Regions from separate parts of the Homo sapiens genome. Here regions 2, 3, 4, 5 and 6 are each linked to region 1. The links are chromatin contacts, found by Hi-C or POLR2A ChIA-PET in ENCODE. All regions are on one chromosome and are shown on one strand. The core of a region is the stretch at or near the end of the contact, and the rest is flanking DNA. Distances in the headings are between cores, read along the strand shown.

Region 1 (5,120 bases), core at 1,878-4,377:
CAAATGAGATATTTATTTATGAAGCACATAGTGTTGTGCCTGGTCAGTAAATGCTTGAAGTCTTTGTTAACAAAACACACGCCCCTAACCTACTCTTCAGCTTCCATCCACGCACAGCCTCTCTGGCTGCCTTTCAGCTCTTCCAACAAGGCTACCCACAGAGGTCCTCCCTGCCGGGACCATCCCTTCCCCATGCTGTTCCTAGAACTCCCACTTGTTTTCCCGGGATAGCTCATCTACACTGGGTTCCTCAGTTTTTGTTTTGTTTTGTTTTGTTTTGTTTTTTTTGAGATGGAGTCTCACTCTGTCGCCCAGGCTGGAGTGCAGTGGCACTATCTGGGCTCACTGCAAGCTCTGCCTCCCGGGTTCACGCCATTCTCCTGCCTCAGCCTCCTGAGTAGCTGGGATTACAGGCGCCCGCCACCACGCCCGGCTAATTTTTTATATTTTTAGTAGAAACGGGGTTTCACCGTGTTAGCCAGGATGGTCTCGATCTCCTGACCTCGTAATCCGCCCGCCTCTGCCTCCCAAAGTGCTGAGATTACAGGCTTGAGACACCACGCCCAGCCTAGGTCCCTCAGTTCTTACACACGTGGCCCTCCGATTGCTGTCTGGGGTCTGTCGCATTCACTACCCACAAAACCTTACACGTCCGAAGCACCCAGTAAGACGCTGTGAATGAGTGAATGAATAAATGAATGAATGGCCAGTCTGCTGTCCTTTCGTCCGGCCCCTCGTCTCTCCCAGACCAGCATGGGGGCAGCCACGGTTCCCGTCTACCCCGGTAACACCGCTCCCTCTGTGCCGGCCGCGCTGGCCAGAGTCCTTTCCCACGGCGTCTCCGCGGCTTCGGTGTGTGGCCGCCTGTGAATGAGACTCATGATTTCCGGCTTCCACCATCCTTCTGGAGCCACAAAGCATTAAGGCGGAAGGATGGATGGGCTTCCTGGGACAGCCGGGGTGGGAGGCCGGTTCAGGAAATTTTCTTCAGGAAATGGTCAGTGTGGGATGAGGCGCCCGGTGGGAGGGGAGTGGAGTGGGGACTTGGGGCCTGGCTGTTCTGCAGCCAGGGACCCTAATCCCCACCCTCTTCCCCGCCCACTCCCCAACCCCAGTGCTGGGCTCAGGGCCCCTGGGGTCTCTCCCAGGAACACAGAAGACACAGTAAGGACCAGGGACACAGGACAGGCAGAGCCCATGGGCAGGAGGCCTCCAGCCAGTACACCTGAGCCTATGCCTGGCTCCAACCAGACACTGAGACCTTGGCCAGGCCACTCCCCACGCTGAGGCAGGGGGGCCCCTTAGAGGCCACTGGTCCCCAAGCACCGCGTGGAAGACATGCCACGGAGAGCTAGCATCTTCTGAGACACCAGCAGAAGGTCAGACGTCTCGCGGCCCAAGGATGACTTGGTCCCAGCGTCTATCCATCTGCCGTCCTGCATGAAAAGCCTGACGTGACATGGCCGGCCCCAGCGGAAGAGTGATTCGGGAACCGGCAGAGCGGATTTAGTAACTGGCAAACTGGATTTAGTAACTGAGACACTGCCAGGGGCTTGGTAGAAGTCCTCTAATGTACCAGACCCAGCCCTGACCCCCACAGAGCCCAGCCGAGCACTAAAAGGTGCAGAGGCCGAGCTGAGCACCAGGGGAACACTGACCCCAGGGCTGACCGGTGCTGTGCGTGCACTCTACAGTTTACAGACGGCTCACATTTACTCGATCGCATCTGACCCTCTCCTGCGAGGCCTTCCTCAGATTCTCCGTTCCCTAAAGTCATCAGTTGTGCCTTCTGAAATCAGAGCAAAGTAATAAAACTGCAGTAATAGCGTGTTCTTATGAACGCTGTGATGTTAGCTGGTTAAATGAGGGAGCCCCCAGGGTCTCCCACACTGCCCCGACCCTGTGTGCCTTCTGGTCCTGGCCTACCCTCCACACCTCCTGCTTCTCTTCTTTCTCCTCCTCCCGAGGACCCAGGGCCTGGGGTTGACCTACTGTGGGACTCCAACGGTGACCTCCTGGAAGAAATGCCCGCTTCTTCCTTCCACCCAGTAGTGACCCCTGGCTCGCTCACGCTCACGCAGCTAACACAGGCAGCAGCCGGAACCTGGAAGCTCCTGGGGTGGGAGCCTGTCCCCTCCCAGGCCCTTCCAGCCCGAACTCCGGGAAGGAGCTACATTCATATGGTAATTTCTCCCAAGGCTGGGAGGGGGAAGGGGCCTGGCCCGGGCCTGACCACTTTCCTGAGGCTGCGCCCACTGGGCCCTCCAAGCCAGCTGGGCTCCTCGGCTGCATCTCTGAGGGATGGTAACAGACTACAGTGCAAACTGCCTACCGGCTGGCTGGGCAGTGGGTGCCCAGATGCGGGCCAGGGCCTTCGCTTTACAGGCTGTGTGGTGGTTTAAAGTGGGCACTTTCATGGGCACACATTTGTGTTACAGTTTACTCGTGTGTGTGTGTGTGTGTGTGTGTGTGTGTGTGTGTGTGTGTGTGTGTGTGTGACAGTCCAGAAACATGGTAACTTATAGCTTCCCCAAGACGTTGGCCCTGGGAGACCTGCCCACCTGGGGGCCCCAGCACTTCCAGCCTCCCCCAGGAAGGTCTTGTCTCCCTTGGTTTGAAGTTGGCCCCAGGGAAGAATCCTCTCAGAAAAATAAAAGTCACTTCCCCCAGCCTCAGCCCAGCCTCCTTCCAGGGGTGAGTTACACCAAACTCACCCTCTCCCTCCCCTCCCACTTCCTCTCTCACGCTGCAACTAGCTGCAAGTGGCTCACCCACCCAGGCCTGCCAGTCTACCACAGAAAAGACACTCGAACTTTGCATTTCCCCTTTCTGACTTGTTCTGGGCTCCAACAGGCAAAGGAAACTGGAAGTCAGCAGCCAGGACCCAGCTGCAGGCCCCCGGGGTCACTCTGCGTCCCCACCCCAGCCCCACCCATCCCTGCGTTGATTCAATGTCCATTCATCCTAGTTCATGGAGCGAGGCCTGGACTCAAGATAAAACAAAGGGGGCTTTGGCCTCCTGGGGCTCACAGTGCCCGGTGCCGGCGAGACAACCTCAGAGCACAGCACAGAGAAATGGCTGCGACACGGACTCGCAGCACCTGGCTGGCCAAGCACAGCAATGCACCCCCACCAGGCCTGGGTCCCTCAGCAGACACATGGCTTAAAGGCTGGTTGGCTAAACCACATGATCTTGCAATTACCCAAGAGAAATGAAAACATGTTCACACAAAAACCTGTAGACCAGCACTCACTGCAGAATTCTTCACAACAGAATTATGCCAAAAAGCAGAAACAACCCAAATGTCCATCAGCAGATGAAGAGATACACAGTGTGGTCTATCCACGATGGAATATTATTCGGCCATGAAAAAGAATGAAGCACCAGCACCTGCTACAATGTGGATGAGCCTTGAAAATATTCTACCAAGTGAAAGGAGCCAGACACCAAGGCCACATACTGTACGATTCCACTTATACAAACTATCTAGAACAGGTGAATTCATAGAGACGAAGGCAGATGAGCGGTGGCTAGGGGCTGAGAGCCCGGAGTTGGGAATGGGGATTGGCTAATGGGGGCAGGGTCTCTTTTGGGGATGATGAAATGTGCTGGGATTAATGGCGATGGCTGTGTAACTGTGATGGTTAATTTCCTGTGTCAGCCGGGCGCAGTGGCTCATGCCTGTAATCCCAGCACTTTGGGAGGCTGAGGCGGGTGGATCACGAGGTCAGGAGATTGAGACCACGGTGAAACCCCATCTCTACTAAAAATACAAAAAAAAAAATTAGCCGGGTGTGGTGGTGGGCACCTGTAGTCCCAGCTACTCGGGAGGCTGAGGCAGGAGAATGGCGTGAACCTGGGAGGCGAAGCTTGCAGTGAGCCAAGATCGCGCCACTGCACTCCAGCCTGGGCGACAGAGCGAGACTCCGTCTCAAAAAAAAAAAAAAAAATTTCTGTGTCAACTGGACTGGGCTATGGGGCACCTAGGTAACCGGTCAAACATTATTCTGAGTGTGTCTGTGAAGGTGTTTTTGGATGAGTTTAATATTTAACCCTTTTACCTTTTAGAAAGTTCAGCTCACTGCCAGCACTCACTTAATTTTACATAAACACGCTCTTTGAGGCTGAAGCAAATCTGACTGGATGCTCTGTGTGAAAATTAAATATAAAAACTGGCCAGGCGTGGTGGCTCACGCCTGTAATCCCAGCGCTTTGGGAAGCCGACATGGGCCAATTATTTGAGGTCAGGGGTTCGAGACTAGCCTGGTCAACCTGGTGAAACACCGTCTCTACTAAAAATACAAAAAATTAGCCACGTGTGGTGGCAGGCACCTTGTAATCCCAGCTAAACTCAGGAGGCTAAGACTGGAGAATCACTTGAACCCAGGAGGCAGAGGTTGCAGTAAGCCGAGATCGTGCCACTGCACTCCAGCCTGGGCAACAGAGAGAGTCCGTCTCAAAAAACAAAAAAATTAAAAAGAAAAAAAATTTTTTAAATTGTTCCTGCAGTTATTTCTAAGCAAAACAACAGAGTCATCTGAGTCGTCTATTCTGGAAAAATCAGATTCATCAAATGAATCTTCAGCCAACAACTGATCAAGAACAATGTTAACATCACTTGTAGGAATGCTGTGTTCTCTAGGATTTGACATTTTCAGCGATCGAGAATTACTATTTTTTTTTAAATTTTATTTATTTATTTATTTTTTGAGATGGAATCTTGCTCTGTCGTCCAGGCTGGAATGCAATGGCGCGATCTCGGCTCACTGCAACCTCTGCCTCCCGGGTTCAAGCAATTCTCCGGCCTCGGCCTCCCAAGTAGCTGGGATTACAGGTGCCTACCACCACGCCTGGCTAATTTTTGTATTTTTAGTAGAGATGGGATTTCACCATGTTGGCCAGGCTGGTCTCCAACTCCTGGCCTCAGGTGATCAGCCTGCCTCAGCTTTCCCAAGTGCTAGGATTACAGGCATGAGCCACCACACCCAGCTGAGAATTACCATTTTTTTTTAAAGGAAATACCACTACTAAAAATGGAATGCTATAAACAGAATGATGTCTTTTGTTTCCAAAGTCGATATACTAGAGTGATGTGAAAATAATAATAAAAGCAAGATAC
Region 2 (5,120 bases), core at 796-3,295, 910 kb before region 1:
AGTCACCTAAATCTTGTCTTCAAGGGTAGAACATTTTTTTGAAACTGTAAACCAAATCTCAGTGGTTTGATGCCAGGACGTAGAAGTCATCTGACTTCGTCACCCAGAGATGAGCAGGTCTTTTGTTAAACACTGAAAAAATGAAAATGCAAAAAATGCAGAGGCCATTTCTTTTACAGCCCCAGTCCTGCTGGGTTCACCAACGTGAAACCTAGCAGGTTTCCAAGAGCGCCATCCTGCCCTGATTCTATCACCTAAAAATTCCCCTAAATCAAACTTGAGTTTTCGATGAAAATCTTCCACCATAGATCACCATGAAGCAAGCTCTTTTCTGTACCTAGAATCAGTACACATGACTGGACCCCAGATCTCTGTACTAGATGTCTGACCCCAGGAGGTCAAATCTCACCCGAGGAGTACACGTACAGATAGAAAATCTAACACAATGCAACCTCAACTAAAGGAAGCAGTTCTAAGATTTTTTTTTTTAAAGATCAAGTGTAAGACTCAATTAAGAAACCTATTTGCAGCCGGGCACGGTGGCTCACGCCTGTAATCCCAGCACTTTGGGAGGCCGAGGCAGGTGGATCAACTGAGGCTGGGAGTTAGAGACCAGCCTGACCAACATGGAAAAACCCTGTCTCTACTAAAAATACAAAATTAGCCGGGTGTGGTGGCTTATGTCTGTAATCCCAGCTACTCGGGAGGCTGAGGCAGGAGAATCGCTTGAACCTGGAAGGTGGAGATTGAGGTGAGCCAAGATTGCGCCATTGCACTCCAGTCTGGGCAACGAGTGAAACTCCGTCTCAAAAAAAAAAGAAAAGAAAAGAAAACTATTTGCACACAAGAGAATTTTTTTTTTTTGAAACAGAGTTTTGCTCTTGTTGCCTAGGCTGGAGTGCAATGAGGCAATCTTGGCTCACTGCAAACTCCACCTCCTGGGTTCAAGCGATTCTCCTGCCTCAGGGTCAGCCTCCCAAGTAGCTGGGATTACAGCCATGCACCACCATGCCCAGCTAATTTTGTATTTTTAGTAGAGACGGTTTCACCATGTTGGTCAGGCTGGTCTTAAACTCCTGACCTCAGGTGATCCACCTGCCTCGGCCTCCCAAAGTGCTGGAATTACAGGCGTGAGCCACCACACCCGGCCAAGAATTATTTATCCCCTTTTTTTTAATATTAGCAAGCCTCAGGTCAGCATGTTCTTGGCAAATGTTTATTTTAAAAGACCACTGCCTGAACAAATTGCTCCAAAGCCTACTTCATCATTTACATAACTTCAGTACTTTTCCAGAACACAGGCCCTTTGAAATGTGTAAAAAGTGTTTCGAGTGGCTCCTCTTCCCATGCCTGAGTGTTACTAAGGATTGCTTCACAGCTTTTTCTGGCAGGATGTGAGAAACGCTCTATACACAAAATCCCAGCAACGGTGATTCACTCACAGCCAGGCTTACCTAAGGAAAAGACCCCTCTGAACTCTCCGACACTCACATCCTGGGGCCGAAACCATGATATAAACAGCCTCTGGAGCTTGACCGAAGCTCCCTGAACGCACACACAGTCCCTCTTTTAACGTGTAAGTGCACGGTGGCCGGGGCTCGCCAACAAGCACGGTGTAGACGGGGAGCAAGGACTGGCCGGGCTGCGCAGGAGGCCCGCCGGCTGGACCCGGCCGATAATGGAGCACGAGCCGCCCACCCTCCCTCAAGAAGGCCAGTGAAGAAGCACATAGGTCAGGCGCCGAGCCCCGGGAGGCAGAAATGGGCCCGGAAACCGGGGAGGGACTCGCTGCGGATGCCCAGGACGCTGGGGCCGGGAGTTTGAGCGCCGGGGGGCCGGGCTGCAGCCGCGAGGGCTGCACTCTCATCCCGGCCGCCCCTCTCACCTCCTGCGCTGGCGGTCCCGGTTCCTGCCGAGGCGGTCGGACAGGCGTCCCAGGAGCGCGGCCAGCCCTGGGCGGCCAGGCAGGAGGCCCAGCAGTCGCCTCCAGAACACGGGTCCCGCCGCAGCTGCCGCCGCCACCGCCATGGAGACTCGCCGCTTCCGCTTCCGCTCCCGGCGGGCGCGAACTTTATTGACAAAGGCGAGCGCGGACACGGCTCAGGCGCGCAGGCGCGGAACCCCTGGCTCGGGGAGGGCGGCGCTGCACCGCCCCCAAGCCTCAGTTTCCCCTCTGGGGGACACAGGCGAGGAACAGTGGTCGCGCCGCAGGAGGGGGTCGGAAGCCGGCCCGTTAAATCCGTAAGGGCGCCAGGTGGCCTGCATTCCTGCAGTCACTCGTCACAGGTCGCGGAGGAAAGGATGCGGCGCAGGGGCTCTAGCACCGTCACGCTTGGCTCCAACTCACCAGCTGTCAAAAAAGCTTTTGTTTGTTTGTTTTGAGACAGAGTCTCGGTCTGTGTCCCAGGCTGGAGTGCAGTGGCGCGATCTTGGCGCATTGCAGCCTCGACCTCCCGGCCTCAGGGGATCCTCTCAAAGTGCTGGGACCACTCCCAAAGTGCTGGGACCACCAAAGTGCGTGTGCCACCATGCCCGGCTAATTCTTTACTTTTTTGTCGAGATGGGGGTCTCACTACGTTGCCCAGGCCGGTCTCGAGCTCCTGGGCTCAAGAGATCATCCAGCCTCAGCCTCCCAAAGTGTTGCCATTACAGACATGAGCCACCGAGCCTGACCACTGGCTGTCAAGATTGACTCCTCGGCCGGCGCAGTGGCTCACGCCTGTAATCCCTGCACTCTGGGAGGCAGAGGCGGGTGGATCACCTGAAGTCAGGAGTTCGAGACCAGCCTGGCCAACCTGATGAAACCCCGTCTCTACTAAAAATGCAAAAAATTAGCTGGGCGCAGTGGCCCATGCCTGTAATCCCAAACTACTCAGGAGGCTGAGGCAGGATAATCGCTTGAACCCAGGAGGTGGAGGTTGCAGTGAGCCAAGATCGAACCACTGTACTCCAGCCTGGGCAACAAGAGCAAAACTCCGTCAAAAAAAAAAAAAAAAAAAAAAAAAAAGGACTTCTCACTGATAAGTGAGGGAATTACTGTTTGAGGCTCTAATTGATAGGGTGTTCTTTAGACTTGTACAACACCCCTAAGGTGTTAAACTTGAACAAAGTCTGTTCTTGTACAAAGTCTTGTAACCTGGTTAACGCTGACTCACTAAGGTGCACAGAACCACGGAAAATCCCCACCAGACTGAGAGAGGAATCATTTTTCACCCTGTTAGCCCCAGAGGCTGCAGCTCCATGGCACAGAACAGCCTAAGCAAATCTGTGTGAGATGAACAGTCTTCCACCCTCCTGATATGCCCAAGTACACAGATATCACTGGCCCCTGGCAACACACAGTTCTATGCCCAAAAAGCTGACGGAGCACATCCTCATACACCAAGAACACTTTTTTTTTTTTTTTTTTTTTGAGGCAGGGTTTCACTCTTGTCACCCAGGCTGGAGTGCAATGGCGCAATCTTGGCTCACTGCAACCTCTGCCTCCTGGGATCAAGAGATTTTCCTGTCTCAGCCTCCGGAATAGCTGGGATTACAGGCGTGCGCCACCACGCCTGGCTAATTTTTGTATTTTTAGTAGAGACAGGGTTTCACCGTGTTGGCCAGGCTGGTCTCAAACTCCTGACCTCAAGTGATCCACCCAACTCGGCCTTCCAAAGTGCTGGGATTACAGGCGTGAGCCACCGCGCCCGGCCCAAGAACACTTTTTGCAGCTAATTTTAAAATGGAAAACTTTGTGGCATTCTGAAAGGCAGGAGAGGTGATCTCTGATCTGTAATATGCAGCTCCCTGGCTGACCCACATAGGCTGGGACCTGGAAACTGGAAAAGCTGTAGGACATAATCATAGTCTGCCGTGTTGTGAGGTTAAAATGATATGGACACGTGGGCCGGGCGCAGTGGCTCACACCTGTAATCCCAGCACTTTGGGAGGCCGAGGCGGGCGGATCATCTGAGGTCGGGAGTTCGAGACCAGCCTCACCAACATGGAGAAACCCTGTCTCTACTAAAAATACAAAATTAGACGGGCATGGTGGCACATGCCTGTAATCCTAGCTACTCAGGAAGGCTGAGGCAGGAGAATCGCTTGAACCCGGGAGGCGGAGGTTGCAGTGAGTCGAGATCGCGCCATTGCACTCCAGCCTGGGCAACAAGAGCGAAACTCAGTCTCAAAAAAAAAAGATATGGACACACTGAAAAAAACACTCCAAAGTCCACTTCCACAGATTATGCAGGGAAATCAACTACACATTCCCACAAGAATGTTCATCTCAGCCTTGTTCATGATATCGGAAGTGTGGAAGCAAATCTTCAGGGTAGGGGGGTTGGTTAAATAATGATACATCGGTATGTTGGAAGACCACACAATCATAAAAATAACATGTTCTGGAAGAATATTTAATGACATTAAGTGTAAAAGCCAAATTACCAAGGAGTAGCGTAGAGACCATCTCATTTCATTAAAGGAGAGGAAGAAAGAGGAAATGCGTGTATGTACACAGAAAGACTGAAAGTAAATACCCCCAAATGTTAATGTTGGTTATTTGGTGCCATTAAGGAGTTTCCAAATTGTTGACAATCAACAAGTATTTCAGATTGGCTTAAAGTTTTCTTTTGCGTTTAGATAGCTTTACTAATACTACATGGAATTTGATTCAACCCTTCCAAGTTAGAAATGGTGAATCATCAAATTTCCTAACTTCCAGTAACTAGAATGAGGCCATCCATTGCATGGTTCCACTTTTGCACTGTTCCTGGCCCACGGTTGTTGCAGAGTAAACACTTGCTGTATGGCTACACCGTCATGCTCAGCGGTGAGCGCCACATGGGCTATGGGAGCCTGGTTATCATCCTAGAAGGAGCTGGCAGCTTTTCTGCATGGGTGCTTTGCTGTGCGAGGTACTGAGACAAACAGCCATGGTACAGGCTCACTGGGAATTCCCAACCTTAAAGAAATGCTAGCAACAGACAGCAATATTGATAGCATGGTAAGTCACACTAATAAGTATTTACCCTAAGGATAACATCAAGGAATGACCCAGTCCCTTCTGAAACCACACATCGAGAGCCTCTGGCCTTCATGGCTAGTTTAAAACAGACAGAGCTATCACCAGAGTGAGG
Region 3 (5,120 bases), core at 1,277-3,776, 800 kb before region 1:
AGCAGGTGCCAGTTGTCCTTCTGTTCCCAGGAAGGGGCTCTTGGGTTCCTAATCAGACGGCACATGGCCGGGAGCAGTGGCTCACGCCTGTAATCCCAGCACTTTGGGAGGCCGAGGCGGGCGGATCACCTGAGGTCAGGAGTTCGAGAGGAACCTGTCCAACATAGAGAAACCCCATCTCTACTGAAAATACAAAATTAGCCAGGCGTGGTGGTGTGTGGCTGTAATTCCAGCTACTCGAGACGCTGAGGCAGGAGAATCACTTCCACCCAGGAGGCAGAGGCTGCAGTGAGCCAACATTGCGCTATCGCACTCCAGCCTGGGCAACAAGAGCAAAACTCTGTCTCAGAAAACAAAACAAAACAAAACAAAACAGAAGACCCAGCCAGGGTCTTGTCTCTGCTTCCAGCGGGGGCAAGCGCTCACCACAGAGAGGCCTGAACCCCATGCGTGCCTACATCACCTCTCGGTCTCCAGGCCCGCCCATGCTACTCATTAAACTAGGCCTTTCTGTTGCAGCCTGTCCTGCAGGTCCCCAAATGTGGGACCTTCCTTCATCCTGCCATCCTAGACCTTGGAATCAGCAGGTGGGTGGCCAAGGACAGAAATTATAAGACCTAGAGCCAGATGCGGTGGCACACGCCTACCGTCCCAGCTACCCTAGAGGCTGAGGCAGGAGGATCTCTTGAGCCCAGGAGTTCGAGGATGCAGTGAGCTTTAGCTTGGGTTACAAAGCAAGACTCCATCTCCAAAAAAATAAATAAATAAATAAAAAGTAATTAAAGAAACAATAAGACCTAGGAGAAAGTGACCTTCAAACCTTCACACTATTTTGATCGTGCACCCTTACCAACAAAAATGATATATGCATAGTTATTTTTAGATTACAAGTTTCCATGACCGCATGAATACATTACTTGCATTATAAAACATTCACGAAAGATAGGCATTTAAAAAGAGCGAGATTTAAATGCTAAGTATAACATTCTCCTCCCTGCCCCAGGGGGGTCATCCTGCATATCCCATTCTAGAGGCCAATGTCAGCAGGACAGCCCTCCCTTCCCCAGCTAGGATGGAGCCCCTCCCCTATGATCCATCCCCCAGCCTCAAGTTCCAACCTTCCTTCTTCCCAAAGACCCCTGCAAACTCTGCCACTATGAAGACCATACTTTTCCTCGTTTCCTGATCCCAGATGTTTTTTTTTTTTTTTTTTTTTGAGACAGAGTCTCGCTCTGTCACCCAGGCTGGAGTGCAGTGGTGAGATCTCGGCTCACTGCAAGCTCTGCCTCCCGGGTTCACGCCATTCTCCTGCCTCAGCCTTCTGAGTAGCTGGGACTACAGGCGCCTGCCACCACGCCCGGCTAATTTTTTGTATTTTTAGTAGAGACAGGGTTTCACCATGTTAGCCAGGGTGGTCTCGAACTCCTGACCTCAAGTGATCCGCCTGCCTCGGCCTCCCAAAGTGCTGGAATTACAGGTGTGAGCCACCATGCCGGGTCTGTCTCAGTTGTTCTATCATCAGCTGGGGAGCCATGCCTGGGGTGCCCAGGGTGCCTCTAACAAGGGCCATCTCTCATCCTCTGCAGGGCCAGCCTGGGAGAGAAATTCATCTGGCTTATGGCACAGGGACAGAAGCAGGCCGGCTGAGGACAAGGTAACAGAAGGGCTAGGGCTTTTAGAAGACAAAGCTTCCTTCACGGATGCAGAAGGAGAATGCTGTTTCTCTGCGCTGGGCAACCTGGGTTTGAATCCCATCTCTGGGATAAGTGTGCAGGGCGCACAGCAGGTGTTCGGCACACAGAGCCCTTACTGAAGATACTGCTCAACAAGGCAGGGTCTGCCTGGCGCTGGCTTCAGGCCCTTGGCAGGGGCTGGGCAGCCACTCTTGCCCATGCCCTGGTGGCCCCGAGATGCCAGCACTCCTCTGGGTGGTTGGGGAACCCACCCAGGGTGGAGGAGGTGGGCAAGGCCTGGGATTCCACATCTCCAGGGCAGCAGACCCCACGGTCTCCAGGGATCTTGTCTGTGCCCAAACTCCTGAGACTTCCCTGTCCTTTCCCACAAGGGCCCTGGCTCTGGTGGCTGCAGAAGTGGGAGGAGGGGATGTGGGGGAGTCTGGGGAAGGCCACCTTCCATGACGCTCTGCCAAGCCAGGAGGAGCGAAGGAATAACCTGGTCCCCGTGCTGGACCCTGGACTCCAGGAAGCAGAGCCCACAGCCGGCTCAGCCTTGGGTCCCCTGCCTCTGTGGAGCTGGCCCTACCCCAGATGGCCACTGTGCCTGAGGCCCGGCATCTGACCCTCTGTCCTCCCTGCCGAGGGGCCAGAACAGAGGCCCCGGCAACAGGCAAGGCGCAGTGCACGGAGCTGACCCCGTGCCTCGGTCCAGGCCTAGCAACAGGAAGTGAGAGGCCAATGCCGGTAAACGAGATCCGAAAGATTAGAGGCCTCGCTGCCGCCCCAAGTTAGAGGACAAGTTCCTGGAAGGAGGAGGAAGCTGCCGCAGTAAATAACGCCAGACCCCAGCGTCCCAGCTGTCAGCAGCCAGTGCGGCCGCAGGCTGGTAGGCCCAGGAGGGAGCAGGTGGGGGCAGAAGGCACAAGGGGGTGCCCTGGTCTCAGCCCAAGCTGGGGACACCTGGAAGGCAGTAGAGGGGTTCCTGAGGGTCCCCCCAGCCCAATCCCTAAGTCCCCATTCCCCTGTCCACACACACCACAGCTTGCAACCGTATCTAAAGACAGAAGCGGGGCCGGGTGCAGCGGCTCACACCTGTCATCCCAGCACTTTGAAAGGCCAAGGCGGGTGGATTACTTGAGAGCAGGAGTTCAAGACCAGCCTGGCCAACATGGTGAAATCCCCTCTCTATTAAACACAAAAATTAGCTGCGTGTGGTGGTCGGTGCCTGTAATCTCAGCTACTGGGGAGGCTGAGGCAGAGAATCGCTTGAACCTGGGAGGTGGAGGTTGCAGTGAGCTGAGATCGCACCACTGTACTCCAGCCTGGGCAACAGAGCATGACTCCATCTCAAAAAAAAAAAAAAAAAAAAAGAAGAAGAAAAAGAAAGAAAAGAAAAAGAAAAGCCAGCCAGCTGCAGTGGCTCATGCCTGTAATCCCAGCACTTTGGGAGGCCAAGTTGGGAGGACTGCTTGAGGACAAGAGTTTGAGACCAGCCTGGACAACATAGCAAGACCTCATGTCTGCAAATAAAATAAAATAGCCAGGCATGGTGGTATGTCCCTGCTACTCTGGAGGCTGAGGCCGGAGGACTGCTTGAGCCCAGGAGGTTGAGGCTACAGTGAGCTATGATCATACCACTGCACTCCAACCTGAGCAAAAGAGTCAGACCTTGTCTCAAACAATAACAACAAAAAAAGACAAACCACAGCACGGGGGAAATTTTTTTTTTTTTTTTTTTTTTTGACAGAGTCTCACTCTGTCACCCAGGCTGGAGTGCAGTAGCTCGATGTCAGCTCACTGCAGCCTCCACCTCCTGGGTTCAAGCAATTCTCCTGCCTCAGCCTCCCCAGTAGCTGGGATTACAGGCATGTGCCACCACGCCTGGCTAATTTCTGTATTTTGAGTAGAGACAGGGTTTCACCACGTTGGCCAGGCTGGTATCGAACTCCTGACCTCCAGTGATCCCCGTCCCTTGGCCTCCCAAAGTGCTGGGATTATAGGCGAGAGCCACCGCAGCTGTACTGTGGGGAAATTTTTTTTTTTTTTTTTTTGAGATGGAGTCTCGCACTGTTGCCCGGGCTGGAGCGCAATGGCTCGATCTCTGCTCACTGCAACCTCTGACTCTTGGGTTCATGTGATTCTCCTGCCTCAGTCTCCCAAGTAGCTGGGATTACAGGCACATACCACCATACCCAGATAATCTTTTGTATTTTTGGTAGATATGGGGTTTCACTATGTTGACCAGACTGGTCTCGAACTGCTGACCTTGTGATCCGCCCGCCTTGGACTCTCAAAGTGCTGGGATTGAAGGCATGAGCCACTGCACCCAGCCCTGGGGTGAAATCTTTGCAACGCACAGAACCCGCAAGGATCAGTATGCTTGCACATACCAACCAGCCTGACCAGTCAATGAGAAAAGACCAGAACATGCTCTTCACAAAGAGGAATTCAAACGGCTAAAACATAAGAAAAGGGGCTGGGCGCGGTGGCTCACGCCTGTAATCCCAGCACTTTGGGAGGCCAAGACGGGTGTATCACGAGGTCAGGAGATCGAGACCATCCTGGCTAACACGGTGAAACCCCGTCTCTACTAAAAATACAAGAAAAATTAGCCGGGCATGGTGGCGGGCGCCTGTGGTCCCAGCTACTCGGGAGGCTGAGGCAGGAGAATGGTGTGAACTTGGGAGGCGGAGCTTGCAGTGAGCCGAGATCGCGCCACTGCACTCCAGCCTGGGCGATAGAGCGAGACTCCGTCTCAAAAAATAAATAAATAAATAAATAAATAATAAAAGGTACTCTCCTTTAGCAGTTAACAGAAAGAGCAGGGCCCAGTGTGGTGGCTCATGCCTATAATCCCAGCACCTTGGGAGGCTGATGGGGGTGGATTGCTTAAGCCCAGGAGTTCAGGCTGCAATGAGCTATGATTGCACCACTGCACTGCAGCCTGGGTGACAGAGCAAGACTCAGTTTCTTCAAAAAAAAAAAAAAAAAAAAAAAAGAGGCCAGGCACGGTGGCTCATGCCTGTAATCCCACCACTTTGGAAGGCCGAGGCAGGCAGATCACCTGAGGTCAAGAGTTCAAGACCAGCCTGGCTAACATGGTGAAACCCCCATCTACTAAAAATACAAAAATTAACCAGGCGTGGTGGTGGGCACCTGTAATCCCAGCTACTCGGGAGGCTGAGGCAGGAGAATCGCTTGAACCCGGGAGACAGAGGTTGCAGTGAGCCGAGATTGCGTCACTGCACTCCAGCCTGGGTGACAGAGTGAGATTCCATCAAAGAAAAAAAAAAAAAAAAGATCAGATTAAAATTGCCAGGAGATATCACCACATATCACAAGGACAGCTAAGATGAAGAAGTCTGATAACACTAGTGTTACCGAGATGGAGAAGTGTGGGAAAGTGGGGGAGGAGGGCATTTCCAGCACTTTGGGAAAGGATTT
Region 4 (5,120 bases), core at 987-3,486, 780 kb before region 1:
CTGGATATGTATATATGTATATAAATCTCTGCGTGTGTGTGTGTGTGTGTGTGTGTGTGTGTGTGTGTGTGTGTGTATTAAAGAGGGGAGGTATACAGTCAGATCAGTGCTTTAGAAAGCCCTTAATAGGAATCCCAGAAGGAGGATTGTTTAGAATGGTAAAGTAGAGACTTTAGCTTAAGATTGTTAACTTTGAGACCCCAAGAAGAGGTGGTTAAGAAGCTGCCAGGAATGTAAGCACAGAGCTCAGGAGGGGGCCTGGACTAGAGGAAGAGCTATGAGAAACCACAGCATGGGCTGGGTGTGGTGGGTCATGCCTATAATCCCAGCACTTAGGGAGGCTGAGGTGGGTGGATCACCTGAGATCAGGAATTCAAGACCAGCCTGACCAACATGGAGAAACCCCATCTCTACTAAAAATACAAAATTAGCCGGGCGTGGTGGCACATACCTGTAATCCCAGCTACTCGGGAGGCTGAGGCAGGAGAATCACTTGAACCTGGGAGGCAGAGGTTGCAGTGACCTGAGATCACACCATTGCACTCCAGCCTGGGCACCAGAGAAGAGTGAAACTCCGTCTCAAGAAAGAAATGAAAGAAAGAAAAGGAAGGAAGGGAGGGAGGGAGGGGACGGTGGAAATCTTGGACTGCAGTGAGTGTAAGGGGAGAAGAGTCCACGTGGCAGGCAAAGGGGAGTTTCCCTCTGTCCCTCCATCTCTTAGAAGAATCCAGATCCATACTGTGGAAGATCCGTATACAGGAGTTCCCAGGGCCCCAGAACTGCTGTCCTGTGCTGGAGAAGGTGGTAACTCAGAGAATCAAAAGAAAGCCAGCAACTCGCATGCCTGTAATCCCAGCATTTTGGGAGGCCGAGGCAGGTGGATCACCTGAGGTCAGGAGTTCAAGACCAGCCTGGCCAACATGGAGAAACCCCCATCTGTACTAAAAGCACAAAAATCAGCAGGGCATGGTGGCAGGTGCCTGTAATCCCAGCTACTCAGGAGGCTGAGGCAGGAGAATCGCTTGAACCCGGGAAGCGGAGGTTGCGGTGAGCCGATATCACGCCATTGCACTCCAGCCTGGGTGACAAGAGCAAGACTCCGTCTCAAAAAAAAAAAAAAAAAGAAGGAAGCCAGTAACTCTAAGCCCCTGTAATTCCGTGTCTCCCTTACTGCCCTGTCTGGGGCAAGCACCAGCAAAAGTGCATTATATTGGTTATCCATTGCTGCATAACAAATGACCCCAAAACATACTGCCTTAAAGCAACAATCATTATTTCCCATAGCACTGTGGGTTAGGAATTGGAGAGTGAGCCGGGTGTGGTGGCTCACGCACACCTGTAGTCAATCCCAGCACTTTGGAACGCCGGGGCAGGTGGACTGCTTGAGCCCAGAAGTTTGAGACCAGCCTGGCCAACATGGTGCAACTCCGTCTCTACAAACACAAAAAGTAGCCAGGTGGCTGGATGTGGTGGCTCACGTCTGTAATCCCAGCACTTTAGGAGGCCGAGGCATGGGGTATCGCCTGAGGTCAGAAGTTGGAGATCAGCCTGGCCAACATGGTAAAACCCCATCTCTACTAAAAATACAAAAATCAGCCAGGCACGGTAGCACGCATCTGTAATCCCAGCTACTTGGGAGGCTGAGGCAGGAGAATCGCTTGAACTCGGGAGGCAGAGGTTGCAGTGAGCCAAGATCGCACCACTGCACTCCAGACTGGGCGACAGAGCAAAAACTCTGTCTCAAAAAAAACCAAAACCAAACAAACAAAAAAAGTAACCAGGCCTGGTGACTCACACCTGTGGTCCCAGCTACTCGAGAGGCTGAGGTGGGAGGATCACTTGAGCCCAGAAGGGCCATGCCTCAGTGAGCCGAGATGGAGCCACTGCTCTCCAGCCTAGGTGACAGAGTGAGACCCTGTCTCAAAAAAAAAGCGGGGGAGAGGCGGAATTTGGGAGTGGCTTACAGCTGGAAAGTTCTGGTTTGGAGTTTCTCACGAGGTTGCCGTCAAGACATCAGTGAGAACTGCATTATCTGAATAATCCTCTCGCAGGTGGTGTCCTCACACAGCTGACACGCTGCTGCTGCTGTTGGCGGAGGCCTCAGTCCTGTCCATGTGAGCATCTCCTCAGGGCTTCCTGAGTGTCTTCACAGTCTGATGACTTGCTTCCCCTAGGGTGAGCAGTCTGAGACCGAGGCAGAAGCTGCCTTTTTATGACCCCCTCACACGCTGGTACTTCCTACTTGACACCCAAGTCAGCGCTGACTCAGTGTGGTAAGGCCTACAGAGGCGTGAGCACCAGGAGATGAGGACAGATGGGGGCTCTCTTGCGGGCTGCCTACTGCATTTATAAATGCTGGTTGGGCATAGGGCCTGAGCTGATGAGAGGCCCCTGTCCTCACAGAGGTCAGGCCCCTGGCAGGGGCACCTACCAGGTGGTGCAGATAAACATGCCCGAGTGGGATGCCAGTGGGCCCAGGACCTGGCGGAGCTGGGCCATCCCTGGAGAAGGGGCTTTGCTGTGGCGAGAGGAGCAAGCGCCTTCGATGCTGGGGGAAGGGCCTCTGAGTCAGGGCTTGTTTCTGGCACGTGCACACGCTTGCTCACACACACACAGAACACCTCTGGATGGACAGACGTGCGCACAGCTGGTGACAGTGTTTACTCGCCTTTGTGCTATTTGTGGCACAAGGGCACGTGTTACCTATTTTGAAAAATTCTAAGAAAAAATTGAAGAAAGAGGCCCACGTGGGCCAGTGGATCCCACCGTGGGAACCACCATTGCAAGCGGTTTTGGTGCACAGGCTCTCTCCTCTTGCTGTAAACGACGCAGCACCATTTGAGCCTGATGTCATGTTGTCTATTCTGGGTGACCTTGAACCATGCACTGTCTCTTCCCTGGGAGGCACTCATCCGCCTCTTAATCACAGCTGCAAAGCCTGACACTCAGAGAACCATGAACACAGACAGAACCCTTGGGCCAATCACTGTGGAGACTAGCCAGAGAGTGAGGGAGTTAACTGGCCATTCAGAGGGTAAGGAACACTGACTGGCCAATCAGAGAGTGTGGGGCATCAACTGGCCAGAGTGGAGTCAACTAGCCAATCAGAGGGTGAGGGATGTGGCTGGCCAGTCAGAGTGAAGGAGTTGACTAGCCAATCAGAGCGTGAGGGAGTCCACTAACCAACCAGAGGGTGAGGGATGTGGCTGGCCAATGAGAGAGTGAAGAAGTTACCTGGCCTGGCTAAGTTCCACACGCCCCAGAACACGTGGAGGCAAGGTGGGCAGCTCTGTTCTGGAAGGGAAGGGTCAAGCAGCACACCCTCCCCACCACACACACTCTCCGGGAACGCTGGTGGTCCCAGCAGCCCCTCCCCGGTGTGTCTTCCCCAGTGTCCTATCCCCAGAGCCCAAGCACATCTGCCGTGAGAGGCCTGAAGTTAGGCTCACATCCCTGGCTTCCCAGCAAACCCCCAGGAGAAGCCTCATCAGCAGAAGTTGGGGGCCAGGAGGAGGAGAGGAAGAGTCCGCCACACCTTTCCTCCCAAGCTGAGAGGACATGCCCACGAAGCCAGCCCCCGTTTCCAAAACGGAGACCCAGGCCCCCCTCCCCACTCCCTGTGCTGATCTGGGAATAAGAAGTAGGCTTGTATGTCTACAGATGACTTCACAGTGGACACACACACACGTGCACACACGCTCTCAGAACACCTCTGGATGGACAGACAGACACGCGCACAGCTGGTGACAGTGTTTGCTCACGTTTGTACTGTTTATGACAGACAGGCATGTGTTACCTATTTTGAAAAGTTCTAAGAAAAATAAAAGGCTTATACTGCACACAGCACAAGTGATTTACTTAAGGACAAATTGGCACAATGGTCCCACATGGAATGGTAAACGTTCAAACACCAGGAGGAAGAGGAGGCCCTGCTCACCCCCCAGATTTGTCCTCACTGGGCCCCACCAAAACTGTGCCACCCCCTCAAGCCCCCAGGAGCTTCCTTAACCTTTGAATCAATAAAGAGACCTAGGGGTGGGGCAGGGTGGAGGAAGATCAAGCTACAAGAGGCTGCCACCTTCCCCAGCACACCTCTCAAGACCTCTCAAGACTCGGGAAGGGCCCCCAAACCCCAAACGGGGCCGTTTAGTGCTTCCACGTGTTGTACAGGCCCTGGGAACCCTTCTCCTGCAGCCACCTCAACTGTCCATCTGCATAACGGTGGGCGTGCCCCAGCCTTTGTGGCCCAAGGGGACTCAAGTGTGTGCTGGCCATCCCTCTTCTCACCTGTCTCACCCTGGGACCAGCAGTGGGCCTGCGGGCCTGGGCCTGCAAACTGAGCCCCTCCCAACCTGGGGTTCTGCCCTGTGTTTAACAAGCCTGCATCCCAAACTCCAGGCCCAGCCCTGCGCCACCCTAGGCAGCCCTGGCCCCTGTGGTCAAGAAGCACCCTCAGCCAGGCCCCCTTTGAGGCAGGCAAGGAGTGGCCCCAAACTCCTCCACCATGGCATGACACCCCCACCCCACCCTTCTGGGACTTCCATCTCTGCCAGCTCAGTGTGCCCACCAGGGCACTCACAGTGGCATACCTCCCCCGGGTTGCTGCAGAGAGGAAGGGTCGGGGGCCGGAAGCAGCAGCAGCCTGTGCCAGGACAAGGACAGAGATCTGGGTGCCTGCTCTTCCCGGAAGTGCTCAGTGAAAAGTACCTAGCAGGCTTGAGAACAAGGGAGGGGGCAGAGGGGTACATCTGGATCGCTCAGCTCCTTGCCCCCCACCCCTGCAAATCGGAGGGGCTCTCGGGCCCTCTCATCAGCCTCTTCTCCACCAAGCCTGCCCTTCGGGGAGAGTGGACAGAACAGAGGCCAGGGAGGCCTTGGCCTGAGACGGCATCTCTCTGGCGCCAGGCGATCTGGGTGGGTCCCTCTGCCGCTCTGGGCCTCAGTCTCCCCCTCTGTAAAATGGATAAAGGGTAGTCATTGAGTAGGGCCATTGCGGGGCTGGAGAGGAGCATGGAGCCCAGTCCTGCGGCATTTAACAGGCACCTACTTTTCTCCCAGGTCCTTAGGAATGGGGGCAGCAGTGACTCACTAGCCTGCTGGGGGAGGGGCGAGTTCAGGCC
Region 5 (5,120 bases), core at 1,150-3,649, 740 kb after region 1:
GCATGGTGGCACGTGCCTGTAATCCCAGCTGAGGCGGGAAAATCGCTTGAACACGGGAGGCGGAGGTTGCAGTGAGCCGAGACTGCGCCACTGCACTCCAGCCTGGGCAACATAGTGAGACTACGTTTCAAAAAAAAATGGCCGGGCGTGGTGGGTCACGCCTGTAATCCCAGCACTTTGGGAGGCCGAGGTGGGTGGATCATCAGGTCAGGAGATCGAGACCATCCTGGCTAACGCGGTGAAACCCCGTCTCTACTCCACTAAAAATACAAAAAAATTAGCCGGACATGGTGGTGGGCACCTGTAGTCCCAGCTACTCCGGAGGCTGAGACAGGAAAATGGCGTGAACCCGGGAGGCAGAGCTTGCAGTGAGCAGAGATCTCGCGACTGCACTCCAGCCTGGGCGACAGAGCAAGACTCCAACTCCAAAAAAAAAAAAAAAAAAGGAAAGAGGCTTCTATTCTCACAGGCAATATCATCACCCCCTACATTTAGGAAGAAATGCAAGTGTATTTAAACGTGAAGCCAGCCGGGAGCGGTGGCTTACACCTGTAATCCCAGCACTTTGGTAGGCCGAGGCAGGTGCATCACCTGAGGTCAGGAGTTCAAGATCAGCTTGGCCAACATGGCAAAACCCCGTCTCTACTAAAAATACAAAAATTAGCCAGGCATGGTGGTGGGCGCCTATAATCCCAGCTACTTGGGAGGCTGAGGCAGGAGAATCACTTGAACCCACGAGGCGGAGGTTGCAGTGAGCTGAGATTGTGCCACTGCACTCGTCTGGGTGACAGAGCGAGACTCCATCTCCAAAAAAAAAAAAAAAAATCCGTGAAGCCAGATTGGGTGTGGTGGCCAATGCCTGTAGTCTCAGTTACTTGAAAGGCTGAGGTGGGAGGATCACTTGAGCCCAGAGGTTGAGGTTGCAGTTAGCAAAAAAAAGTGAAGCTGTTTGGAAACAATCAGAAATAGCCTCCACTCCAGTCTTTTTTTTTTTTTTTCTTCTTGACAATGTCTTGCTCTGTTGCTCATGCCTGAGTGCAGTGGCCTGATCATAGCTCACAGCAGCCTCGACCTCTCGGGCTCAAGCAATCCTCCCACCTCACCCTCCGGAGTAGCTGGGGCTACAGGCACAAGCCACGATGCCTAATTTTTCTACTTTTTGTAGAGACGTAGTATCACTATATTGCCCAGGCTGGTCTGGAACTCCTGGTCCCAAGCGATCCTCCCGCCTCCGCCTCCCATTTAACTTCTCTAAAGCTGTTTCTTTAGCATGGGACATGCCTCACAGGCTGGTGTTAAAACCAAATGAAATACTGCAAAGTGAAAGTGCTTTGAAAAACCGAAGACAGGCAGGGCATGGTGGCTCACTCCTGCAATCCCAGCACTTAGGCAGGCGGGAGGATCACTTGAATCCGGGAGTTGGAGGTTGCAGTGAGCTGTGATCGCGCCACTGCGCTCCAGCCTGGGCGCCAGAGCGAGACAGTGTCTCAAAAAAAAGAAAAGAAAAAGAATTATTATTGAGAGTTTTGTTGTAGCTGTGAGCTTAGAGGAAGAAGCGAGGTCCAACCCAAGAAACACTTTGGGCACCAAATAAAACTGGAAACCCTGATCCCAAAACTCACACAAAAGTGAGAGATAAGGATGAATCAAGAAACCCTTGGACAAGATCAAAAGAAGCATTAGAGGTCAGTCAAGAATGTCACTTTCCTGGCAGGAAAGATTCGATGTGGAGAAAGCCGGCCCGGCGCAGTGGCTCATGCCTGTAATCCTAGCACTTTGGGAGGCCGAGGCAGGAGGATCACTTAAGCTTACAGTTCGAGACCAGCCTGACCAACATAGTGACCAGGGTCACTTCTTGGCAGGGTCTCCAAAATTCTTACTGAGAGACATTTAATGCACCGAAGGGCTTCATATCCGACGTTTTTGCTCCGGGGGTCAACCTAAAGCAGGAAGCTGCGCAGCTGAGCGTCCGCACCCCCGGTCCCTCAGGAACCCAGCCAAGTCAGCCGACATCCGCTCCTGACCTCAGGCGCCTCCTGGCGGGTGCTGCTGCACGCACCTGCGGGACGTGGACCTCCAGGACAGCCCCGTCGGCCCCCGGACCCGGCTCCTCCGAGAATCGAAAGCGCTGGGCCCGGACCCCCTGTCCTCGGAAATCGTGCTCGCCCAGTAGGGCGTCGTTGGGCCCCGGGCGGGCGGGGGACCGCGGAAGGCTCCGGGCTGCCAGACTGCGCGAGCGGGAAGCCGCGGGCCACGTGGCCGTAGCACCTGACGGCAAGAAGGGGAAAGCCCAGATCTGGTGATAACCCTGCCGCGCTGCGAGCGAAGAAAGCCCGGAGCAAGGCGAAAGAGACTCACACGCGCAGAACTGGCAACGGGCGGCTGGCGCGACCGGAAGTGATGGGCACAGCGGCAGCGCGGGAGGGGAGGGGCGGGGCGGGGCGGGGCGGTGACGCAGCCGACGTGACCTTCCCAACATGGCGGAGGCCCGCCGTATGTGAAGGAGTACCCCAGGGGAGCCAAAGCCAATGGAAAACCGCGAGAGGCGTCGGGGCGGGGAAGACGGCGGCCGCTTGCCCAACCCGAGGCTCGGGAGGTGGCTGGGGAGTGAATTTTCTGGAAGGCGACTTTAAAGGCGCCGGGACTGAGCGAAGGGCGTTTGGGTACTGCCGTCGCCGCCGCCCAGGCCGGGGAGGGGTGCGTTAGTGTCAGGAAGCGGGCTGCGCCGAGGTCGTAGCGGAACCAGCTGGCGACCCCGCAGAATGAACCACAAGAGCAAGAAGCGCATCCGCGAGGCCAAGCGGAGTGCGCGGCCGGAGCTCAAGGACTCGCTGGATTGGACCCGGCACAACTACTACGAGAGCTTCTCGCTGAGCCCGGCGGCCGTGGCGGTGAGCGGGTCGGGCGGGGGTGGCCAGGCCGGGCATCGGCACCTCCAGCCGCTACGCACCTTTCTCTGGGCCCGAGGCTGCCCTCGCCCCGAGCGCCCGGGACCTCGTAGAGGCTCACCCGCACCCCGCGGAGTTTGGGGTCCCCGAGGCGCGGATTCCGGGGCGGGTCTGCTTCCTCCCGTGCTGTGGCCGCCCGTCTGCTCTGGCGGACGACGGGAGTCCCACGCCTGTGGCGCTCTCAACTAGAAGGCCCGTCGTCCCTGACTCCTTTGGGCGGCGGGTCCCCTAGGGGACCTGGCTGTCAAGGCTCATGGGGGGTGGCTCTAGGAACGACGTGGCCTCACGCACGCGCCCTGCCCCCACCCCGGAGGAGCCAGACGAGAGTCAACTTCCTTCGGTTTGTCATTACCAGTTGGCCTTGGGGACACCCTTATCTGCCACTGGACTTTTTTTTTTTTTTTAACTGGACAGGTCTTTTTTAATTCCCTCAGGATAACGTGGAAAGGGCAGATGCTTTACAGCTGTCTGTGGAAGAATTTGTGGAGCGGTATGAAAGACCTTACAAGCCCGTGGTTTTGTTGAATGCGCAAGAGGGCTGGTCTGCGCAGGAGAAATGGACTCTGGAGCGCCTAAAAAGGAAATATCGGAACCAGAAGTTCAAGTGTGGTGAGGATAACGATGGCTACTCAGTGAAGATGAAGATGAAATACTACATCGAGTACATGGAGAGCACTCGAGATGATAGTCCCCTTTACATCTTTGACAGCAGCTATGGTGAACACCCTAAAAGAAGGAAACTTTTGGAAGACTACAAGGTGCCAAAGTTTTTCACTGATGACCTTTTCCAGTATGCTGGGGAGAAGCGCAGGCCCCCTTACAGGTAAAGTATTCTGCAGCTAAGTGGTTAAAATCCTTTTCTTTTTTTTTTTTTTTTTTTTTTGAGACAGAGCGTCACTCTTGTAGCCCAGGCTGCAGTGCCGTGGTGCGATCTCGGCTCACAGCAACCTCCATCTCCCGAGTTCAAGCGCTTCTCCTGCCTCAGCCTCCTGTAACTGGGATTACAGGCATGCGCCACCACACCCAGCTAATTTTGTATTTTTAGTAGAGACGGGGTTTCACCATGTTGGTCAGGCTGGTCTCGAACTCCCGACTTCAGGTGATCTGCCCGCCTCGGCCTCCCAAAGTGCTGCGATTGCAGGTGTGAGCCACCGCGCCCGGCCTGTGGTTAAAATCTTATCTACAACAGCATTTGCTCGCTGAGTTCAGTTGCTAATCTTTTTTGGAAACAGTGAGTACTCCCTCGGCTGTACATTGAACTCATTTAGGGGGCTCCTGAGGCCTGCCTGGGCCCTACTGGGGAGACTGATTTAATTCGGGTGATGCCTGCGCATCAGAATTTCTGAAAGCTCTTCAGGTGACTTGAATGTGCAGCTATGGTTGAAGCACTGATCTCTAAGGGAGGTTTTAATAAAGTCCAGCAATAAACCACATTAGTGATTTTTCTTTTTTTTTCTTTTTTTTTTCTTCATTGAGATGGAGTCTCCCTCTGTCGTCCAAGCTGGAGTGCAGTGGCGCAATCTCAGCTCACTGCAGCCTCCGCCTCCCGGGTTCAAGCAATCCTCCTGTCTCAGCCTCCTGAGTAGCTGGGATTACAGGTGCCCACCACCACACCCGGCTAATTTTTGTATTTTCAGTAGAGATGGGGTTTCACCGTATTGGTCAGGCTGGTCTTGAACTCCTGACCTCAGGTGATGCACCCACCTCTGCCTCCCAAAGTGCTGGGATTACAGGCGTGAGCTACCGCCCCAGCTGATTTTTCTTATTTTGTTAGGAATCAGTCCATGAACAATGCACCCAGTGTTTCTGTGTACCAGAATTTATATAATCTCTGAAATAAAGATGACATATCACATAAAATTAAAACCTGGCCAGGTGCGGTGGCTCAAGCCTGTTATTCCAGCACTTTGGGAGGCCGAGGCAGGTGATCACTTGAGGCCAGGAGTTCGAGACCAGCCTAGGCAACATGGTGAAACCCTGTCTCTACTAAAAATACAAAAATTAGCCAGGCGTGGTGGTGTGCGTCGGTAATCCCAGCTACTCAGGAGGCTAAGGCAGGAGAATCACATGAACCTGGGGAAGCAGAGGTTACTGTCAGCCAAGATCACGCCACTGCATTCCAGCCTGGGTGATAGAGCAAGACTCTCAAAGAAAAACTAAAAACTTATTGTT
Region 6 (5,120 bases), core at 1,042-3,541, 700 kb before region 1:
GGGCATTGCTGTAGCCCTCACCATAGATGCAGGAGAACACGATCAAGGCGAAGACCTGCCGGGAGGGGAGGACCTGGTAGGGCTGGTGGCCGCCTGAGGGGCACACACAGCGGGGACCCTGATGGGGTGTACAGATGCTGGCCTCTCCCACTACTGCTGTCCCCTTTTGGGTTTTTGTTGTTGTTTGAGATGGAGTCTTGCTCTTGTTGCCCAGGCTGGAGTGCAATAGTGCGATCTCGGCTCACTGCATCCTCTGCCTCCTGGGTTCAAGCAATTCTGCCTCAGCCTCCCTAGTAGCTGGGATTACAGGTGCCCTCCACCACACCCGTATTTTTAGTAGAGATAGGGTTTCACCATGTTGGCCAGGCTGGTCTGGAACTCCTGACCTCAGGTGATCCACCCTCCTCGGCCTCCCAAAGTGCTGGGATTACAGGCATGAGCCACCTCGCCCAGCCTGCTGTCCCCTTTTGGAGGCTGACATCTTAGCCCCTCCAAACTTGTGGAGGTGAGCTGATGAGCAAAGTGCTTCCTGATGCACCCCAGGATGAGAATCTGCAGGCACCAGGGGGCCTGCCCCTGGGAATCCTGGACCGGGGAGGGGTGGGGAATGGGCAGGGACCTCCTAGGCAGGGGCTGCTCCTGCCCCATCGGCCTGCTGCAGGAATCATTCTGCTTAGGTACCTGATGGATGAAGGGCAGTCCTTCCATCCCCAGCCCAACCTCACCTTGAAAGAGGTTTAACCAAGACAGGCCAAGTCACAAAGACTACCCATCCCCCGTCACCTTCAGCCCAAGTCACTTCTACAGCACCCAGCCTCTGCCTGAACACCTTGGTGAAGGTGGACAGGCCCTCTTGGGAAGGCCATGCTGGCGCCCCTGTGTCTTCACCTCCTGGAACCCCTGGAACCCTCCCTGGTTCAGCCTGGCCAGCTGTCTCCACACAAGGACTTGCAGCCTCTGTGGCATCCTGGTCCCTCCCAGTCTGTCTCCCACCCCACAGAGGGCCCTGCATGCACAGGGCACTACAAGGGGACTAACTCAGGCCTGTGGATACAGCTCTGAACTCAGACACCTGGAGGACCCAGGGTGGATGTAGGGGAGCTCCAGCCCCTTGGGAAGAGCCCCATACCACCTCCCTAAACTTGAAGGCCACCACCCACGCCTGCTCCACCTCAGCAGGTGTGGGACAGGTCTGTGAGCATCAGGATCCCTCTGGGATGGCCCCAGGACTCTCCCCTGCCAGTCCTGCCCTGTTGTCCCAGGGAGCTCTCCATAGGGCTCTGGAGCTGGCAGTCACAGGCCCCGCCCCCAGATGGAGATGAAGCCGGATCTCCGGGATGATGGGAGCAGGGTGCCCATCCAGGACTCCTGGCACTGCCATCCCGACCCACTGGGCACCTGATTCTTGGACACAGCCCAGGACAGAGGCGATCAGATCCCACAGCCTGGCTGGGAGCTGGTGTGGGCGCCCTGGAGGACCTCAGAAGCTCCAGGCCCAGGCATGGTCTGGGCACAGCAGGCCCACCTCTGCCTGCCCCCTCATGCCACCCCCTCCAGCTTTCAGGGCTGGCTGTCCAAGAACAGGCCCCCTCCCCGCCACACACACACACACACAAAACCTGGTTTTGGAGGTATTGCCCACCTTACAGGGAGGGGGTACATCTTGGGGTCCCTCAACTTCGGGTGGGAAGGCGGACCCGTGGCCTGCCCCGAGTGGGAAGGACACCCTGTTTCCGGGCGTTGGGTCGCCCCCCGCCCCCTCCCTTACCCCACGTGGCTTCGGAAAACCCCGTCCCGGTGAACTCCCCAATCTGGGAGTCGCGGCGTGCGGGCCACCTGTCCGGGAGCCGCCCCCAAACTCCTCCCACTGCCAGCGAGGCAGGGGCCCGCTCCCTGCGGAGATCCGGACACCCCGCGTCGGGGCGCGAGGCTGGGGGTGGGGTGGGTGGCGGGACCCGGGACCGGGAGGGGACAGCGGGACAGACTGTGGAGGGCGGGAAGGCGGGGCCCGGGACGCTGGACGCCGGCCCCGCTCGCCGCCAGGCCCCGGACGCGGCCGCCGCCACCTGTCGCGCTCGTGGGCTAGGGGCCCCGCCGGGCCTGGCGACGGAGAGGGGGTCCCCAGGGTGCCCTCGGCCCGCCCTCCCCGGGCTCACCAAGCACACGGCGCGCGCCACCACCTGCGGCTGCGTCAGGAAGCGCCGCAGGTCGAAGGAGCCGCCCGCCTTGGCCGCGCCGTAGGCCCCGCTCTCCATGTCGCCGTCGCCGCCGCTGCCGCCGCCGCGGAACGCAGAGGAACCTGCCCGGCGCCCCGCCCGACTCCACCCGCCGGGGGCGTGGCCAGGCGCCGCTAGGGACCGAGGGCAAAGTGCGGCCCTCGCGAGCGGCGGGCGAGCCGCGGGACTGCGCTTCTAGAGGCGGGGAGGGGCTGTGGCCGCGGAGCACCCGGGTCCACCCCACCTCGGGGTTGAGGGGCTAGTCTCCGGGCCACGCCGGCCGCAGCACGGACCAGAAAGGGTCAGAGAGTCCCCCGGGAAGACGGACGAACTGAGGACCGCTCACCCTCTTTGCCCCTGCCCTCCCACCGCCTCCTCTAGGAAGCCCACCACCTACCAAGAACCCACCCAGGCTCATAAGCAACCCCTCCCCCATCCCACTGAAAAACCCAGGCCACACCCTGGAGCCCCTCCCTGCCTGGCCTGCCACTCTTTCCTCCTCTCTGGGGCTAAGCCTGGGGTAGGGTCAAAGACCCCCTCCCCATTCCTCCTGGTCTGGGCAGAGCCCCAAGGCTGTGAAGGGCAGTGTGGCGTCACACTTAAGATGGTGTGCAAGGCCGGGAGCGGTGGCTCACACCTGTAATCCCAGCACTTTGGGAGGCCGAGGCGGTTGGATCACCTGAGGTCAGGAGTTCGAGACCAGCCTGACCAACATGGAGAAACCCCGTCTCTACTAAAAATACAAAAATTAGCCTGGTGTGGTGGTGCATGCCTGTAATCCCAGCTACTCGGGAGGCTGAGGCAGGAGAATCGCTTGAACCTGGGAGGTGGAGGTTGCGGTGAGCCGAGATTGTGCCATTGCACTCCAGCCTGGGCAACAAGAGCAAAACTCTGTGTCAAAAAAAAAAAAAAAAAAAAAAAAAAAGATGGTGTGCAAGGCCGGGCGCAGTGGCTCACACCTGTAATCCCAGCACTTTGGGAGGCCGAGGCGGTTGGATCACCTGAGGTCAGGAGTTTGAGACCAGCCTGGCCAACATGGTGAAACCCCGTCTCTACTAAAAATACAACAACAACAAAAAAATTAGCTGGGCGTTGTGGTAAGCGCCTGTAATCCCAGCTACTTGGGAGGCTGAGGCAGGATAATTGCTTGAAACCGGTAGGCAGAGGTGGCCGTGTGCTGAGATCGAGCCACTACACCCCAGCCTGGGCAACAGAGCAAGAGTCCATCTCAAAACAAACAAAACAAACAAACAAACAAACAAACAAACAAAACCAAAAACGAAAGTTAGCGAGGCGTGGTGGCAGCTACTAGCAGTCCCAGCTATTCCAGAGGCTGAGGTGGGAGAATTGTCTGAGCCCAGGAGGCGGAGTTTGCAGTGAACCAAGATCACGCCTTTGCACCCCAGCCTGGGTGACAGAGTAAGACCACATATCGGCCGGGCGTGGTGGCTCACGCCTGTAATTCCAGCACTTTGGGAGGCTGAAGCAGGCGGATCACGAGGTCAGGAGATCGAGAACACCCTGGCCAACATGGTGAAACCCCGTCTCCACTAAAAATACAAAAATTAGCTGGGCATGGTGGCGCGTGCCTGTAGTCCCAGCTACTTGGCAGGCTGAGGCAGGAGAATCGCTTGAACCCGGGAGGCGGAGGTTGCAGTGAGCCGAGATTGCACCATTGCGACAGAGCGAGACTCCATCTCAAAAAAAAAAAAAAAGAAAAGACCACATATAAAAAAATATATATATGGCATGCAAACAGAAATGAAGTTTTCAGGGCGACAGGCAGATGGCAAAGTTTAATCCAGTTCCAGTTCAGCCCCCTCTCGCCTCCGTCCCTCTCTACCTCCATCCCAAGAAAAACCGGTACAGAGGGTCTGGTGCAGGGTAGGCTGGGGCAGGCTCTGTGTGTGTTGGAGTGGGGAGCGGAGGTTGTACAGACAGAGGTGTGGGATCACAGGCTGACTGAACCCGGAAGAATTCCAGACCCCCCTTTGCTAGTTGCAGGTGCAGATTAACAACAGCAGGTGTGCCAGGTGGGGCTCACAGTCAACCCAGGTGAGCTGGACCACGTGAGAGTTGAACCATAGGACTGGGCCACCAGGAGGTGGGGTGCCTCTCCAGGGAAGAGGGGAGCAGGTGGGGGGGAGGGGCTGGGCCTTTTCGCAGTGTGCCCCCCTCCCTCTCCCTACACCCAGAGAGATGTGACAGCACCTGAGAGGCGAGGACAGGGCCACACAGACCCCCTTATTTCTGTGACCCTCCTGAAGCCCTCACACCAACAGTGTCTGTGTTTGCTGAAGGCCACCAGCACTCCAAGAATCCCAGCTGGCAGGCTTTTTTCTTTTTTTTAAATAAATGTTTTTGTGTATATTTAAGGTAGACAACCTGATATGATGGGATTCATATAGATAATATAGATAGCACAAAGGTTCCTATAGCGAAGCAAGTTAACATATCCACCATCTCTCATAGTTACCCTTTTTTTTTTTTTTTTTTTTTTGTGGCAAGAGCAGCTAAAACACACTCATTTTGCATGAACTCCAAATACGAACAGTGCACGCTGATGGCCTGCAGTCCTCTGCCGTGCTTGGCTCTCTGGACGGTTCATTCTACATGGCTGCTGCTTTGCGTCCTCTGACCTCCCCATTCCCTATCCTGAACCCCCCAAACTCCTCTTCACTCAGACGGCGGGTGCTCCTGTAGAGCGGCAAGGCAAGGATGGGGCTCTCCAGGGGACCCTGCCAGTCCTCCATCTTCTGGTCACCACCTTGACAAAGCAGTGGAGACTCAAGTCAGGCAGGCTCACCTCCCAGCCATCCCCTCCCGAGGCGTCTGAGAGTGTTCGTTTGTTTTGAGACGGAGTTTTGCTCTTTTTGTCCAGGCTGGAGTGCAATGGCACGATCT

The links. A loop is a pair of places that touch in the nucleus more often than their neighbours do. ChIA-PET counts read pairs that join two places held with the same protein, here RNA polymerase II (POLR2A). Pooled maps may share reads with other maps.
Region 2: a pooled map shows a loop between it and region 1 (4-fold over the local background). The contact joins the promoter of PGS1 here to the enhancer-like site in region 1. A Hi-C loop is called at or near these places in 2 of 37 single-sample maps with no recorded cell type and 8 of 50 pooled maps. POLR2A ChIA-PET finds 5 or more read pairs at or near these places in 1 of 52 experiments (activated CD4-positive, alpha-beta T cell).
Region 3: POLR2A ChIA-PET joins it to region 1 with 16 read pairs in A673. The contact joins two enhancer-like sites. A Hi-C loop is called at or near these places in 1 of 168 maps with a recorded cell type or tissue (naive thymus-derived CD4-positive, alpha-beta T cell) and 3 of 50 pooled maps. POLR2A ChIA-PET finds 5 or more read pairs at or near these places in 1 of 52 experiments (A673).
Region 4: a loop to region 1 is called in a pooled map, with 2.1 times the contacts of the local background. The contact joins two enhancer-like sites. A Hi-C loop is called at or near these places in 1 of 168 maps with a recorded cell type or tissue (naive thymus-derived CD4-positive, alpha-beta T cell) and 3 of 50 pooled maps. POLR2A ChIA-PET finds 5 or more read pairs at or near these places in 1 of 52 experiments (HepG2).
Region 5: a loop to region 1 is called in a map with no recorded cell type, with 4 times the contacts of the local background. The contact joins the promoter of METTL23 here to the enhancer-like site in region 1. A Hi-C loop is called at or near these places in 1 of 168 maps with a recorded cell type or tissue (CD8-positive, alpha-beta T cell), 9 of 37 single-sample maps with no recorded cell type and 11 of 50 pooled maps. POLR2A ChIA-PET finds 5 or more read pairs at or near these places in 5 of 52 experiments (MCF 10A, activated B cell, activated CD4-positive, alpha-beta T cell and 2 more).
Region 6: a pooled map shows a loop between it and region 1 (2.3-fold over the local background). The contact joins the promoter of SYNGR2 here to the enhancer-like site in region 1. A Hi-C loop is called at or near these places in 2 of 168 maps with a recorded cell type or tissue (GM12878 and GM20431), 8 of 37 single-sample maps with no recorded cell type and 2 of 50 pooled maps. POLR2A ChIA-PET finds 5 or more read pairs at or near these places in 4 of 52 experiments (B cell, activated B cell, activated CD8-positive, alpha-beta memory T cell and 1 more).

What each region holds. Positions count from the first base shown.
Region 1 is chr17:77,463,433-77,468,552 of GRCh38, reverse strand. All of the region lies in intron 3 of SEPTIN9 (septin 9), which reads right to left. Among named protein-coding and RNA genes, the nearest start is that of MIR4316, 69 kb to the right of the region's middle. RefSeq lists enhancers at 1,043-1,795, 1,796-2,547, 2,499-2,628, 3,229-3,288. Within about 2 kb of position 3,127, at least 26 of the 41 ENCODE cell types and tissues checked have a DNase peak (open chromatin) inside an H3K27ac peak, as active enhancers do; they include B cell, CD8-positive, alpha-beta T cell and GM12878, where a contact is called at or near this core.
Region 2 is chr17:78,375,574-78,380,693 of GRCh38, reverse strand. It overlaps PGS1 (phosphatidylglycerophosphate synthase 1), which reads right to left and starts at 2,045. Exons shown (of 10, transcript NM_024419.5): 1 at 1,886-2,045. The coding sequence starts at 2,028. RefSeq lists a silencer at 1,760-1,999 and an enhancer at 1,195-2,156.
Region 3 is chr17:78,260,689-78,265,808 of GRCh38, reverse strand. LINC01993 (long intergenic non-protein coding RNA 1993) reads left to right here. Exons shown (of 7, transcript NR_073178.1): 6 at 1,587-2,562; 7 at 3,896-4,460. Among named protein-coding and RNA genes, the nearest start is that of LINC01993, 15 kb to the left of the region's middle. Within about 2 kb of position 2,526, at least 17 of the 41 ENCODE cell types and tissues checked have a DNase peak (open chromatin) inside an H3K27ac peak, as active enhancers do.
Region 4 is chr17:78,239,612-78,244,731 of GRCh38, reverse strand. It overlaps TMEM235 (transmembrane protein 235), which reads right to left. Exons shown (of 5, transcript NM_001395503.1): 5 at 3,745-4,952. The coding sequence ends at 4,940. Among named protein-coding and RNA genes, the nearest start is that of TMEM235, 11 kb to the right of the region's middle. RefSeq lists enhancers at 2,028-2,177, 2,188-2,317, 2,788-2,907 and a silencer at 3,068-3,117. Within about 2 kb of position 2,236, at least 4 of the 41 ENCODE cell types and tissues checked have a DNase peak (open chromatin) inside an H3K27ac peak, as active enhancers do.
Region 5 is chr17:76,724,118-76,729,237 of GRCh38, reverse strand. METTL23 (methyltransferase 23, arginine) reads right to left here and starts at 2,399. Exons shown (of 5, transcript NM_001080510.5): 1 at 2,060-2,399. It overlaps JMJD6 (jumonji domain containing 6, arginine demethylase and lysine hydroxylase), which reads left to right and starts at 2,632. Exons shown (of 6, transcript NM_015167.3): 1 at 2,632-2,891; 2 at 3,383-3,771. The coding sequence starts at 2,763. RefSeq lists enhancers at 1-213, 871-1,499, 2,130-2,759 and silencers at 2,019-2,468, 2,579-2,708.
Region 6 is chr17:78,165,752-78,170,871 of GRCh38, reverse strand. SYNGR2 (synaptogyrin 2) reads right to left here and starts at 2,291. Exons shown (of 4, transcript NM_004710.7): 1 at 2,157-2,291; 2 at 1-55. The coding sequence starts at 2,255. C17orf99 (chromosome 17 open reading frame 99) reads right to left here. Exons shown (of 5, transcript NM_001163075.2): 5 at 4,575-4,983. The coding sequence ends at 4,826. RefSeq lists silencers at 1,829-1,988, 2,019-2,628.